Linked DNA regions of Mus musculus: region 1 is linked to region 2. The links are chromatin loops, found by intact Hi-C in ENCODE. Cell type or tissue: left cerebral cortex. All regions are shown on one strand.

The links. Peaks named below come from ENCODE experiments on the same cell type or tissue, not always from the same donor. Only the 100,000 strongest peaks of a DNase experiment are listed, where the experiment ranks them.
Region 1: a loop joins it to region 2, with 7 times the contacts of the local background. A loop is called at or near these places in 21 of 42 quality-filtered maps.

The regions. Positions count from the first base shown.
Region 1 is chr2:73,269,234-73,271,733 of GRCm38, reverse strand. No RefSeq gene overlaps it. Among named protein-coding and RNA genes, the nearest start is that of Sp9, 1.4 kb to the left of the region's middle. In left cerebral cortex, no CTCF peak of the experiment used is centred here; DNase peaks (open chromatin) are centred at 196, 446 and 1,057.
Region 2 is chr2:72,977,457-72,979,956 of GRCm38, reverse strand. It overlaps Sp3 (trans-acting transcription factor 3), which reads left to right. Exons shown (of 7, transcript NM_001018042.3): 2 at 325-470; 3 at 928-1,059. Sp3os (trans-acting transcription factor 3, opposite strand) reads right to left here and starts at 525. Exons shown (of 3, transcript NR_045269.2): 1 at 362-525. In left cerebral cortex, a CTCF peak has its summit at 1,399; DNase peaks (open chromatin) are centred at 86, 419, 824 and 1,305; H3K4me3 peaks cover 2,120 bases; H3K27ac peaks cover 1,292 bases.

The sequences.
Region 1 (2,500 bases), 290 kb before region 2:
AGTGCAATTAAAAATTTACACACACTCACGTACCAAGCCAGGTTTAAGTACTGTTGAGACCAAGCCGCAGGCCCCCACCACTCCCACCACCCTGGCCACCTTGCTACGTAGGGCTGACAGTCTTCACTCTCCACTTGTGGGAAAGAAGCAGGAGAGGGACACCCCGGCCTAGGGCACAAGCAGAAATGGTCTGCGTTCACTTTGTGTGTACACGTTGTTGCTGCGAAGAACTTGAACTTGTAGCCATCACTCTTGCGATGGATTTATCCTTGTCGTGGTCGTTTTCCCAGATTCCTGCTCCCACCGTACTCTTTTTATACTCAGAGTCCTATTGAGCAGAGGGCGCAAAGGACAGCTGGGCCTCTCCAGGCAGGTCTACACCCACAGACTTGTTAGGAGAGCCCAGAGCCTGCTGCATCCCGCCATTTCCCTCCAGCGGTCTAAGTGACTTCCTAATTGTCGCTCTGGCCTCTGACCCAGGGGGTAATACAAGTGCCTATCACACCAGAAGCTCCTGGTGGTAATTGAGGGCACCCTTTGTATGGCTTCGCCAGCGCCTAGATACCAGGTTAACCCAGTTGTCAAATATGACTAAACAGTGGGACGTGCTGATTATCTGCCAGGTTTTTCTGGGGGCTGGCGTGGGGGTGGGAAGCATCAGCCCATACAACACTCTGCACGAAGCCGCTTATTTTCACATTGTAACAACTTTGGAAACGGAGACCGGCGCGAGCGGCGTCCGCCCCCCCACCGCCACCCCCGCCGAAGCTGCAGCTTGCACCGCTGTTTGTTTAACCCGGTGGAGATTTGCATGTCGGATTTCAGGTTGAAGTCGAGTTTTAGGGGATGTTTATAGAGTCATTTTTCTTGCTTCAGATTCAAACTATCTCCACTGCAGACTGCTAGGGCCTAGAAACTCCGTCTTCAGGGCCAAGGGACTCCAAAGGAAGGCTCATCTTCATCAGGCACCCTGCTGACACAGCCTTTGGAGGACCTCTCCGGAGCCTTCACCGAGAGAGTCTGCGAAAGCCAGGCCACACGTGGGCGCCTCCGCCTTCTGCAAGCTGGAAGCATCTTCAAAGCCTCTCTGGACCTTGGTGTAAAAAGAGGTGTCCTCACGCATCGCAAGGCGCCGCCGCTGGAGGGTTTCCTGTTTCTGGGCATTACTTTTGTCTTTTCCAGGGTAGCCAGAGGCAGCTTTTGAACTAGAAATACCAGCGCCCTCAGGCAGGTCTGGATACTTAAACGTGTAAGCACGTCCCCCCTCCAAACCACATCCTGCTTTTTAAAATAATAACTCCCAACCCTAAATGATCGGGTGCAAAAGACAATTTGTCGGGGGAACGACAAGTCAGGAGGATGTGAAGTTGTTTTTCCAGGTTGAGTTCATTTGCAAGATCTCTAGGCCCAAAAGTAAGTCCACCGCAAGACTTCTCTCTCACCTTAAGGTGGAAGACCAGGCCTGCACGCACCGGCTCTTCGTGAATGGGGAGAGCTTATGTGGACGTCGCCTTTCCCTAGACTATTTTTGCTCAGAATGCCTTTAAAAGAAAACTTTAAGGTGACAAAAGAAAAGGAGGAAAATGATGGCGGAAAAGGAGAAAAGAGAGGGATGAGCTGATCAGCTAGGAAGGAAGCTCTGCGTCCTAGGTGACTGAGATAAAAATCTAAGGGGGGGGGGGGCGTAAAGAAAGACAACGCGGTGGAAGGGGGCGGGTTACCAGGCTGCAGGACCAAGCCAGAAAGCCCAGCAGGGGGGACCCAGGAGCTGTTCCCAACAGGTGATTTCTGCCCTGGAAGGGGAGGCTGGCCCTCGGCTTCCCGTAGGGTCCTCGCGTCGATTTACTAATAGAGGGATTGTTAAGTGGCAGCGAGGCGTTTCCGATTCACCCTGGGCAGCCCGGGGAGGAGAAGTGCAGAGGGGTTCCCCACGACTTCTCCTCCCCAACCCACCCTCTTCTTAAGGAAACCTGACCAAGTCATAAATAAGACAACCCGAAAAGCCACTTGGCACTGGTAACATTTTTAAGCCCACCATTTAAACAGTTCTCACAGGCGTCTCGGGCTCGAGGCACCCGGATTCCTCCTCCTCCTCCTCCTCCTCCTCCTCCTCCTCCTCCTCCTCCTCCTCCTCCTCCTCCTCCTCCTCCTCCTCCTGCAGCAGTCCCCTCCCCCTCCCGCTGTTTTCCACGCAGTTCCAGCTGTCAGACTCTGGACGTGGGCTTTCGCATATTCCTAGACACACGCGTCCTCATCACAATAAAAGTTAGGGAAGTCTTCCAAAGGAATACAGACAATTCAACAATCCTGCCCGTTTCAACTCTAAGGTGGGGCTCAAAGAAAATCTTGGGGGGGGGGTTCCAGTTTTTTTCCCCTTCCGTCTGACAGATTTTTTTCATCTTCTAAAAAATCTAGTTTTTAAACAAAGATCAATGTGTTATGCTAAAGTGTTGAGCTGACTGTTAAAACATTTGGGGAAATAATGACAATGTAACAAAGG
Region 2 (2,500 bases):
TGCGAGAGGAGCGAGCGCCGCGGAGGGAAAGGGGAGGAGAGGAGAGGAGAGGAGAGGGGGCAGGGGCAGCGCGGGGAGGAGGAGGAGGGAACGAGGAGGAGGAGGGTTACAGCCGCGGCGGGCGGGGGCAGCAGGAGGGGAGGAGGGAGCGCGCCGCCGCCGCCGTGGCCGCCGCGGCCGGGGGGAGGGCAGGGGAGGGGCAGGGCCCGGGCCGCCCGGCGCTCACTAATGTGGCCGCGGCTCGCGGGCCCCCTCCCTCCCCGCACCCGCCTTCCTCCCCACCCCACCCTCCTCCTCCCCCCTCCCCCCGCGCTGTGCCTGCAGCTCCCGAAAAGCCCGTGAAACAAGAGGAAATGGCTGCCTTGGACGTGGACGGCGGCGGAGGCGGCGGCGGCCACGGCGAGTATCTACAGCAGCAGCAGCAGCAACAGCAGCAGCACGGAAACGGCGCGGCGGCGGCGGCGGCCCAGGTGAGGAGCGGCTGAGCGCGGCCGGGCTCCCCGCGCGCCGCTTTCTCCTCCCCTCGCCCTCCCTCCTTCCCTCCCTCCCTCCCGCGCGCGCTCGCCCGCCCCTCCCCCGCCCCGGGAGCTGCCCGCCCGAGGCGCCAACGCTCCGACCCCGCCCGCGCGCCCCCGCCCGCCGCCTTTTTGTGTGTGTGTTTGTGTGTGTGTGAGTGTGCAAGTGTGCGCGCCCTCCCGGGTGGGATCCGGACGGAGGGAAGAGGCCCGGCGCGCAGCCGTCCGCCGCGGGCCACCGAGCGCGGGGAGAGGCGCCGCAGACCCCGGAGGAGGAGGAGGAGGAGAGCGCGGGGCCGGGTTGGCGGCGCGGCCAGGCGCGGAGCGAGCCGTACTTCCTGTGCGAGCGGGCCCGGCCCTAACCGCCACCCCCCTCCCTGTCTCCCTCTCTGAACCCGCCCATCGCGGGTAGGACACTCAGCCGTCACCGCTCGCTCTGCTGGCCGCTACCTGCAGCAAGATAGGGCCGCCATCGCCGGGCGACGACGACGAGGAGGCGGCCGTTGCCGCCGCCGCCGGGGTCCCCGCCGCCGCCGCCGGAGCGGTAAGTCCCGCCCGCCCGCCATCCCGGGCCTGCGGCGCGCCCGCCCGCCAGCCCGCCAGCCCAAGGCCTCCCGCCGCCGCGCGGCCGTCACGCGCGGGCCGTCCGGCTCTGCCGCGCTTCCCTGCTCGCTCGCGTCCCCGGTGGGAGCCCGGGCCGGCCCGCGCTTTCCGGAGATTGTCACTGCGGCATCGCGCGCAAAATTCCTCACAAAATGAAGTCTGAGACGGAGGAGGTGGGGGGTGGGCACGGGACTCCAAAATGGATGTTTAAGTAATTCGTATCAGGACTTGAAAACTCACTCGCTCTTTGCACTACATTTGCAAGCACAGCCTATCGGTCACAGATAGTATCACCTACCGAGGCAAGGATGGCTCTAGTTTCTAGAGTTTTTGAATCTGGAGCAAGTTTCCAGATCTTGGGTATTTGATCATTTAAGGAGGGTGTTCTTTTATACGCAGGGACGAACATTTTTATTATTATTATTTTTTAACCTGATCATTCAGAATTGTTGGCGTTTTGCAGACTACTCCAACTTTGCACTAGTTTTGTTCTGAGTAGGGTTAAGTGAAATAGTTGGGAGGCTATTGAAATTTGAATTTGAAGTTAGTAATAACTTTGGCCTTTGAGGTTTTCTAGAATATCAATCTTAAAAAGTAGATGAAAGTCATTTTGTTTACATGCTTGTTAGCACACTTCATACTTTTAAGAGTTGAAATTGGTTGGCTAAATGTTATTTTTATTATAACGAGTCTGATGGGATTCTTTTGTAAATTTTAGAACCTCTAGGTTGTGGAGAGGAGCGGCAAGTCTTAGTGAAGACTCAGTGTAAAATTAGGTGCTGTAGACAATGTGAATTTTACATCTGTGTGGACCATTGCTGCTCTTAGCTTACTGTGAAAAGGTGTGTTCACCTGTTAAGATAGTTAAAACACGCCTCAAGACTAAGTTTTTAAGAGGTTTATAGCAATCGATTTATGTAGTGTCAGTTTAGTTGTCACTGTTAGAAAAGTTAGCTGTTGTATACTAGTCATTCAACGTTGTTACTCTGTATTAGTAAATAGATATTTTTAGTCTGAAATTAGACTATGGACAGTGGGAGCATTTTTAATGTCATGTATTTTTTAAGCATATTAAAATATCAAAAGCTGTTTGGGAAAACTTTTAAATTTAAAGAAACGTTAAGCAGATTAGTAAACTTTTAAAGTAAGTTATATTTCCCTAGTCCCAAAGTGTCAAATTAAGTTTATTGTTTTCCTTAATAAACTACCTCAGAAGTAAAATTGAAAAATAAACTTTAAATAAAGTGCAATTTTTCATGTAACTATCAAAGTTTCAGAATGTGCTTACAGATGGGGAGGGGAGTGGTGAGGAGAAGCACAGGGTTGAAAGCATCATGCTTAGACTCCAACTCTAGTGGATCACTAGACTGACCCCAGCCATG